Linked DNA regions of Homo sapiens: region 2 is linked to region 1. Evidence: chromatin loops called from intact Hi-C (ENCODE). Cell type or tissue: mammary epithelial cell. All regions are shown on one strand. Region 1 overlaps ADIPOR2 (adiponectin receptor 2). Region 2 overlaps WNT5B (Wnt family member 5B).

What was found. Peaks named below come from ENCODE experiments on the same cell type or tissue, not always from the same donor. Only the 100,000 strongest peaks of a DNase experiment are listed, where the experiment ranks them.
Region 2: a loop joins it to region 1, with 14 times the contacts of the local background. A loop is called at or near these places in 37 of 110 quality-filtered maps.

The regions. Positions count from the first base shown.
Region 1 is chr12:1,788,548-1,793,547 of GRCh38, forward strand. It overlaps ADIPOR2 (adiponectin receptor 2), which reads left to right. Exons shown (of 8, transcript NM_024551.3): 8 at 1-127. CACNA2D4 (calcium voltage-gated channel auxiliary subunit alpha2delta 4) reads right to left here. Exons shown (of 38, transcript NM_172364.5): 38 at 3,416-5,000. Among named protein-coding and RNA genes, the nearest start is that of LRTM2, 30 kb to the right of the region's middle. In mammary epithelial cell, a CTCF peak has its summit at 2,755 (motif pointing left); no DNase peak of the experiment used is centred here.
Region 2 is chr12:1,631,669-1,636,668 of GRCh38, forward strand. It overlaps WNT5B (Wnt family member 5B), which reads left to right. Exons shown (of 5, transcript NM_032642.3): 3 at 990-1,237. Among named protein-coding and RNA genes, the nearest start is that of WNT5B, 4.9 kb to the left of the region's middle. In mammary epithelial cell, a CTCF peak has its summit at 3,116 (motif pointing right); no DNase peak of the experiment used is centred here.

The DNA of each region.
Region 1 (5,000 bases):
ACAAAGCACATTTTTGGGGATCATAGAAGGTTGGGGTTCCAGAAAGGCATCTGTGTGATGGTTCCATTGATGTGGGATTTCCCTACTTGCTGTATTCTCAGTTTCTAATAAAAAGAACCAAATGAAATATGACCTGTCGTGTGTTTTTTTATTGCCGTTCAGCTTACCTCCCCTTGGCTTTTGGCACTTCTCTGAAGCTCTAATTTAGACACTGTGATTTAAGAAATTTTTGGAAACTTCCCCTTCGGGATGCAGAAATCAAAGTGCTTATGCCCAACTCCTGTTTCCTAACTCAAGCTTTCCTCGTAAGTTGCACCAGGTTTAGAATGGAGGGGAGAGCAGCTCTAAGGGGCAGTTCTTATTTATTATTGAAGTTTATAAAAATAGTCTCTAATGCCAAGGGCAATAGGCTCTACCATAAAGCCTGGGTGTGTAGTAGGCTGTACCATCTAGGTTTGTGTAAGTGCATTCTATGATGTTTGCGTGACAACGAAATCAACTAATTATGAAATCACTTAATGATACATTTCTCAGAATGTATCTCTTTTGTTAAGTGAAACATTACAAAATTTATTTTTTTGGGCACGGTGGCTCACTCCTGTAATCCCAGCACTTTGGGAGGCCAAGGCGGGCGGATCACGAGGCCATCTCCTACAGGCAGTGCACATTGACTAAGTTCATTCCTTGCTTTTGCTGTTGTTTGCTATTATAAATAGGATTTTGTCTTCAATTATATCTTCTAAAAGTTCTTTTGATTGGTGAAAGCTACTGATTGCTGAATATTGGTTTTTTACCCCGACCATTTGCTGTTTTCTCCTCCTAATCATAATTTTTTCTTAGTTGGTTTCCAGTAATAAAGTCATGTTGTCTGAGAAAAAAAAAAATAGTCTCTAATGTAACACTTGATGCCAAGGGATGTGTTAGAGAACTGTCGATGTCATATGATCATAATCACAACCCTCTGAGCCATTCAGGAGTATTTTCACTCTCATTTTATAGATGGGGAAACTGAAGCTTAGGAAGTTTAAGAATGACTCTAGTGCCAGCACTGTATTGGAGAAAAGAGTGAAGAGAAAATTTAAGAAAACCTTTCTGTATTTGTTATTCTGATTAAACAGTGTCATATACATTGACTTAAAGGTTTTGGGGTTCATTAACCTAGTCCCTTCTATATAAGAAGAGGATCTGGTTCGAGTTGGTGTTTGAAATAAAAAAAAAAAAAACGGAATTCCAACCCTTTTGCCTTAGGTAAATTTAGTTTTTGGAAGGGCATTTCCAGTATCAGGATAATATGTTCATTCTGAATTCTCATTTTTAAGTATAGATTTAACTTTAGAGTGTCCCATACCTTACCTGGGCATAGACATTGGATCATTCCCTGCTTTTGACAAACAGTATTAGCTGAAGCCTACTAATAACCCACTTGTCTTTTCCTCGTCTCTTCCCAAAAGGCATCTGAGCCGGGCATGGTGGCTGACGCCTGTAATGCCAGCACTTTGGAAGGCCGAGGTGGGCGGATCACAAGGTCAGGAGTTCGAGACCACCTTGGCCAAAATGGTGAAACCCCGTCTCTACTATAAATACAAAAAATTAGCTGGGTGTGGTGGAGGCACCTGTAATCCAGCTACTTGGGAGGCTGAGGCAGGAGACTCGCTTGAACCTGGGAGGTGGAGGTTGCAGTGAGCTGAGACCATACCACTGCACTCCAGCCTGGGTGACAGAGCGAGACTCCATCTCCCAAAAAAAAAAAAAGTGTCTGTATGGTTCCTGATACCCAGGTGATGTTATGTGGTTGTAGAGGAAGTAGATAAGGACAAGTTTGGATTCTGACTGTACAGCGTGCTAGGCTCTGGGTGCCTAGAGAACCCTCTGGGCAATGTTACTTTAAAATCATCCCAGAAACAACATCTTCTTGAATATTTGGCTTCAATTGTAGTGTTTCATTTTGTCTTCCCCTCAGAGGGCATGAACCATTTGCTAGCCAGCACTGCTCCCTACCCACCACCAACACCCTATCTAATGTACAAATCTTTTCTGCCTTCAGCTGTTTGACTTGGTGAAACAAGGGCAGCCTGTCTCACTCATGTAGAGGCTGCTTATGATGGCATGGGGCAGGAAGGAAGCGTCACGTGCGATGGCCTCTTGTCACCGCCATCCTACTGTCCCACCGTCCCTACCCTGCTACACTACCTGGAAATGAAAAGGGTAGCTTCAGATCTCAGTTGTGCCATTTGCCATGTAGCATGGGCAAGTGGCCGTTTGCTTGTCTAGCCTCGGTGTTCTGTTAAAATGAGGCCAACGATACATCCTCTAGAGCCCACGCTGAGATGCTGTGGTTTCTATAGATAATTTCCTCAAACTTCCCATAGTGATTGGCTGGGTTTTCTGCCAAACCCTCGCTCCAATTCCGTCCTTTTGTGGACTTCATTTACTTTTCTGGCCTTATGATATGCCCACTTTCTTGCCTCCCCGCCGCCCCCGAACCACAACTTCACTGAGCTTAATGAAGTGGTTGAAGCATTTTCCCTGAAAGCTCTTCTATTAAAATACACAACATTATTATGTGGATTTAGTAGTTCACATATCCTTGGTACTGAGGAAGGAAGATCTGACAGCATCCTTAAGTTCCTGGTCCTCCAAAGGTGGTGTACAACATAAGATTTCAAAATTCTGCATTCTAATTTATCAAATGACTTAGGTTCCAAGTTCATGCGTCCGAGAGCAGGTGATGGGCTTTAGAGTGAGCCAGGCTGCCACCTGCTGTCCTTTAGTGGTTCTGCTAAAAGTAGAAGAGGAATCGTTCTGACCTTCAAAGGCAAAGCTTATGAGAATATTTTGTTCTCCAAGGTAGAGAAGGTTAGTTTATCAGAAATGGTTTTTCCTTCCAATGGTCTTGAAAGGGATTCCCCTCGGCCATGCAGAGATATGGGGCCCAGAGGAAGCAGACAAAACCAGGCCAGAAGCTGCTCCAGCTTCCTAAGCTTGGCTTTTTAAGAGTTGATAAATTTGCCTGAAAGTGCTCTACCTGTTTGGGTGGGGATGATAACCCTTCCAAAAGATAACACTGGGTTATGGTCCTACAGAGACTGCTGTTTGGTGTCTGTGAGTTGGTAGTTGGGGTCAAATGCAGTTGGAGGTCAGAATGTGCCTTAATGCCAAAGAATGAACGGCAGGTGGGCGGCCACGGCCTTGGCAGGAAGTGGCAGGGCGAGAGTTAGTGCTCACCCTGCTGTGTGCCGCACAGGTGGTGCCTCGTGACACATGGTTGGGACACTCAGTGATGGCAGCCCAGGGGCTAGAAAGGGCTCCTTGCTGCTTTCTTAACCCTGCTGGGCCTGTTGAACACCTTATTGTTCCTGGCATCTAAATTGTAATTTCTTTGTCCCCACCTCCATGAAACAAGGTAATGTAATGATCGCAGTTAGCATGTATTTATTTAGCGTTTAGTATATGCCAGGCAGTTTCAAGCATGTTACGTGAATACATCACATTCAATCTTCATACACTCTTCCGGTAATTTGGAGGCAATTTTCAACTCTGCTGCAGTTTCTATAACATGGGACTAATGATAGTACCCACTTTCAGGGGGCTGTTGTGAGGATGGAATGAGCTGAAACATGTTATTTGGTACATGTAAACCTTAGCTGTTCTAGCATTATTCTGCCACTTAAGCTGTCTTCGAGCTGCAGTGTCTTCTGCTGTAAGGGGGCATTAATACTGCCCTCACAGGGTTGTTGCAAGACATGACGGTAAGAGTGACATTCTGTAACCGATAATGTAAGTGTGTTTTACAGAGTTGGCATTTGGCCTACTCTAGAGGCAAGTTAGGGCTATTTGCTGGTAGGAAACTTGAACAGCTTTGAACTTGAACTTTGAAGTGTGGAGGCTGAGGGTGATGGAGGAGCGGGGGGAAGCGCCCCAAAAGCCCTGCATGCTGTCCATACCCATCACTGGGGTTTGTTAAATGGAAAGATTTGAGGCCGGCCTCTCCCACATTTCTCCATGGCTTTGCCCTTAATGTTGCTCTCACTGTGGAGACTGTTGTCTCCTGGGATCCAGGTCTTGGGGTTTGGTCGGGGGAGGAAGCTGCGGGGCCTTGGGACCCTGGGGGAGATGTGTGTGCGCTGGGGGTGAGTTCCCAGATAGAGCTTCCCTCCCAGTGGACCCTGCTTAGCAAGTTGGAATGTTCCCACAAGTTCCAACCCTAAGGATTTCACTCCAGGGACAGAGTCAAGTAGATTCTTTTGTAAATCATTGGCCAGAAAAGAGCACAACCACTGCTCTTTTTCACTATTTTACAGCTATTTTTGCCGTCCCCTGAATGTACATCAATTTCCATGCAGCAATTGGATGTCTCAGCCTATTGGCTTTTCATAGATGCAAACTTTCCTTTAGGGCTTTGTAAAGAAGTTTTGGGAAGTTCTTCAATAGCAGCAGTTTGGGGACATCACGTGTAGCCCTGTCGATATTTCCTGAATGGATTTCATTCCTTTCTCAGTCTTGACCATTCCCTTACCCAACCCCCACCCCAACACAGTCAAAACCTTTTCGAGCAGCAGCTAGGAAGGTGAGTGGCCTCCCACCATGAGCCTCACTTTGGGGAATCTATGCTTTAGTTGGGGCATATTCTTGCCTTAGCCTCATCTCTGCATTTGGCCTCATTCTGCTGCTGCTTCTCAGTACCCAGAAGTCCTTGGGTTCTACCAGAGACCACTCCGACAGAAAGGGTCAGAAACAACTGACCCTTTCTTGGCTGGGTCTGGACTCTGGAGTACAGGAAGAACTAAATTATTTTGTCTTGGTCCAAGCTGAGCTCACGCTGGCTTCCCGAAGAGGAGACAGGAAGGTTAGGTCAGAAGTATGCTCATGTTGAGACCTAGGGCAGATGGTACCGGGCACCATGAAGCATCTTGAAAGTGGTGCCAGGTGATTGGTTTCCTGTTCCATCCAGCATTCTCCGGAGCCAGGGGCCACCAGCCCAGGATTGAGAGGAGCGTTGG
Region 2 (5,000 bases), 160 kb before region 1:
ACATTCCTTTTCCTTGGACCTTCCCTCATGCCCATGAATTGTTAGAAATTGCTCTTGGGTCAACAAGAATATCAATACTTGGTAGTTTTTTGTTCCTTTGTTTTGTGTGTTTTGCTGGTAGGATATAGAATTCCTCTTTTATAAGTCTGAAGGCCAGATGAGGGGTTCACAGCACCATGGGTGGCTGGCTTTCTTCTTATGTTTTAAGGGCTGTTGTCATTGCCAAGTTGACAGGGAAATGGCAGGCGATCACCACCTATTTTGCATGGTCTCTGCCACTAGCATTTTTACTCAGATAGCAAATCTGCAGCCTTCTCATCTAACACTCTATATGGCTGGTAGATGATGAGCAAAAGGGAGAGCCTCTGAACTGGTGGAGAGTGGATGAGGGGAAGCTCAAAGTGAGACATGGCAGTGAAAACAAGTAGACTAGATCGTGATGTATGTAAAGTGATTGGATTTTAAAGGCCCAAAGGGAGTACCACGCAAAGGATTGATTGCTTTCCATGGCTTATCATGTACTTGGGCTGCACTGAACTAGTCACTCCTACTCATTGAATGAGGCCTGTGCTCTCCTGTTGAGGTTTGGCTCTTTTTGCCCTCTATTAAAATGAAGAGCTGCTCCCCACCCCTCGTCTTCTTATCTGCCTGACCCCCATTCTTAAGATCCAGTTCAAATTCTGGCCATTTCCTTATAAAGGCTTCTCTTCAGCCATAAGGGCTATTTTCCTATCTGATCACAGCAGATCCAGAAGCATATCCAGAGTCTGTCTGGGGCATTTGGCATCTCGCATGTCCTTTGTGTTCATGCCTCAGATTCCTTCAGTTTGTCCTTTGAAGGCCAGCACTCTGATTTACTAATTTTTCTTTCCAGGGCCTTGTACACAGGGACGCATTCAATAAATGTGTTGAATGAATGACTTAATGCTGCACACAGGCGTATGCTCACTCCTGGGCCTTTTTTTCCCCTTTCTGGATTGCTGTCCTAGGTCATTAGCTTTGAACCCGGTGCAGAGACCCGAGATGTTTATCATCGGTGCCCAGCCCGTGTGCAGTCAGCTTCCCGGGCTCTCCCCTGGCCAGAGGAAGCTGTGCCAATTGTACCAGGAGCACATGGCCTACATAGGGGAGGGAGCCAAGACTGGCATCAAGGAATGCCAGCACCAGTTCCGGCAGCGGCGGTGGAATTGCAGCACAGCGGACAACGCATCTGTCTTTGGGAGAGTCATGCAGATAGGTAAGAGGCCATTACAAGAGGGCTCGGCCAAGGAACTGCACTCGTCTCGTTTGGGAGCAATTAAGCTCTCTCAGGACTGGCACAGGGAGAGCCCAAAGGCAGCCTAAGTGGGCTCTCTCTAGGCTTGGCAGCAGTGTGCACCACGAGAGAGGCACACGAGGAAGCAGGCTCTGGGAGGCTGCAGAAACCACACGCTTGATGTTCCTCTAGCTCTCTGCCTTCCAGCCTCACTTGGGGCAGGTTGCTTGGGACTCACTGAGAGGGGGCAGGTTGCTTGGGACTCACTGAGAGGGGGCAGGACATCTGAGTTGACTTAGAGTGGATTAGGAGAGCCGCCCACCGCCACTGCCTTTGTGTCTCAGTGCAAAAAAGAGCCTTGGGTAGAGAACCAGAAATTGCAGCCCTGAATGTCTGTTGGATTTTTGCCTCTTCCACTTCAACCTTTGACAGAGAGATAGAAATGTCGGCCAAAGTGTTGATAGCTGTCACTAACCCAACCCCATCCAGTCCCAGCTTTTTCTTTTGAAAGAGATGTGTGAACATGGGGGAAGGGGTCAGACGAAAGAAAAGATGAGAGGGAGAGGGCCAAGTCTTCTGGATTCCTGTCCCTTCCCCTCTCCCACTGCTGGCCAAGGATTCTTGGGCCACCCTATTGCTTAGATGGAGGTGTGATCTGAGGTCTAATTGTTTTAGGTCCTTTTGAAATGCAATCCTCTCCTCTCTGGCAAGAAATTGAGAAATCCGGCCCTATTCTACTGGGTCTTATCCCCAGGGCCATAAAAGGGAAGTGTTAGAATGCTGTGTTCCTTCTGCCTGACATTCTCCCAGAACACCTCCCTTCAAAAGGTTACCTGAGGCTGGAGTTTCCCCAGAGAGGGATTTCAGCCTGGGAGGGGAGTTGGGGAGGTAGAGATTTCTTCGTGCTCCTCTCTTAGGGAGGATACTTGGAAGGCTCCTTCCCCCTCCCACTTATTCCAGACCTCTTTCCCTACCCTCTCTGTCCCATATTGAGAAGTAATGCCCAATGCAGTAGCTCACGCCTGTAATCCCAGCACCTTGGGAGGCTGAGGCAGGAGGATTCCTTGAGGCCAGGAGTTCAAGACCAGCCTGGGTAACATAGTGAGACCTCTGTCTCTATAAAAAAAATTTTTTTTTTCTAAAGAGAGAGAGGGAATTAAAGATGGGAAAAGTACACATTGAAACTTGCTGCTCTCTTGCTTCCTTCGGTATCAACTCAGGGTGCATAAAAGGAAGGTCCTAGTGTTCCTGGGGCAGCTTTCCCAAAAGAGTAGACTTGGGGTTTTAGTGGGATTTACTCATAGTTTATTGATTCTTCTCAAACCCACCTGGCACTTGTCTCTTCTTTCTGGCGAAAATCTTGGCAGCACTTCCTGCCCTGCGTTTTGGGCAATGAAACTAGGACGGCCCAGGTGCAGAGTCTCCTCTAATCTCTTCAGTGGAGTTAATGTTTATTGAAGACCTAAAGTAGGCCTGATGTTGGCTAGATCCTTTTCATGTGTATTTCGTGTGCATAAAGGCCCCAAAGTGAGGCTGTACTTTAGGAAAGAAAGGGGTTGGCAGGAAAAGACACTCCGCTGGGTTCAGATGTGCACTAGGTGGCCAGCGAAAGCAAACCCTGTCGAAGAGAGCCCATCTCTCTGTGCCCTATTCCGTTACAAAATGGAACCCTTCTGTTTGCCTAATTTTCCCCCTTCCTTTTTATAGCATCACTGAAGGCTCATGCTACCTAGGAGGCTGTCCTCCCTTCCTCCCCCCTGAGCCCAGAGTAGCTCCTGGTGAGTCCTCCCTCTCCCTATCTTGAGAAGGACCGTCTAAGGCTTCCTTTCTCCTTTGAAGCTGCTGCAAAAGTCGGTCACCAGAGGGCGGCAGAGCAGCTCGGAGGAGCCTCGGCCCGTTGCCCAGCTTCTGCCTAGGGAGTTTGGAGGCAACTTGGGCTGCTATGGAACAGAGAGGGCATGAAATTGTTCTGCTGTCTCCTGTAGGGAAAAGACGCATGTCCCTCTAGTAGCTCACGGCTGCTTTTTTTTAGCCGTTTATTCTTGAGATGGTTAGAGATTCAACCTGAACTGTTGCGTATATAGATAAACCCCCACGTTGCTTATCCATTCTGAAGCCCCGAATTATCTCTTTCTTGCTGAAGGTAGCAACAGTAGATGGTACTTAGTAGGCTTACCCAAGGGCCCAAAGGCTGCCCCGTGAAGGCAGAGCTGCCCACACTCAGCTTCTGATGAAGACCCGACTGAAAGAGGCAGGCAGCGCACCGGAGGACAAATCAGGATCCCAAACAGTCATGATAGGTTCGAACTGTCAGAGTACAGAACGTCTGGTGTGTTAGTTCAGCTGCAGGTACGTGATTTTAGAAGGCAATTCTGAGAAGGCTGATTCAACTCTGAAAAGCATGTTTGCTAAAGAATGATAGAAATAAATCAGACATATGTAGCTTGGAAAAGTGAAAACGTAAAAGGCTTAATAGTTGTTTTCAAACACTGAAGAGCTGTCAAATGGGAAAGGGATTATAGCAGAGTGCAAGTGCAGCAGGCAGGAATCATAAGGAGGCGTATTTCAGCTTAATACAAGAAGGAGCATTCTGGTGATTGGAGTCATTTGAAAAAGATGGAATGGATTGCTTTGAAAACCTAGCCCACTGGTCTGAGGAACTGTGTAGAGGGAAAGCTTCCGGTGGCTATGGAGGGTAGCTCGGGGCTGAAGCTTGGGAGGCTCCCTCCGTTCCAGGATGCCATGTCAGGTGGTTGAGGCTGCATTTTAAGGAGATGAATTCCTCAAAGTGGGGCCCAGACCCTCCTCCCTGAGAGGCTCTTTGGCCATCTTACCATCCCCAGTGCTCCTTGTCACATTCTGAGCCCCGTAGACCGGGTCCTGTCGGCTGAATCATGAGTGTAACTTCCTGCCATCATTTCGGTTTTTCTTGGGCTATTCCTATTTCACAACTGACCAGAAGCCAGCCACTGGTTAATAGAGAAAAACGGACTCACTCAGCATGGTCTGTTTGTAAACTTCACTGTGTCATGCCCAGATAATCAAGAAGTAGGGCCAAGGGAGAGATTTCTCTAGACCTCTCGGTTGATTGCAGACTGCTTCCCTTTCTACCTTCCAAGACAAGACTCTGGGATTCTGCCTGGTTTAATCTCTGAGATCAGGATTGAATCTGTTTCCTGCTAAGAATCACTCCCTTCTCTCCATATCTAAGTCCCTATAAGTATCATTTGTTATTTCTTATAACAGCTTTATTGAGATACATAACTCCCATACCATGAAATTCAGCATTTTAAAGTGTAAATTCAGTGGCTTTGAGCATATTCACAAGGCTGTGCAACTATCAGCACTGTCTAATCCCATAACATTTTCACCGCTCCACAGAGAAACTGCACACCCGTTAACTGTCACTCTGCGTACCCCAACCCCCAACCCTAGGCGACCACTATTCTTTCTGTCTCCATGGATTTGCCTATCCTGGGCATTTCTTATAAATGGGATTATAGAATACATGGCCTTTGGTGACGGGCTCCTTTTACTTAGCACAATGATTTAAAGGTTCATCTGTGTTGCAGTCTATATATATATATATATATATATATATATATATATATATATATACTTTTTTTTTTTTTTTTGAGACAGGGTCTTACTCTGCTCCCCAGGCTGGAGTGCAGTGGTGTAATCATAGCTCATTGCAGCCTCCAACTCCTGGGCTTAAACAATTCTTCCACCTCAACCTCCTGAG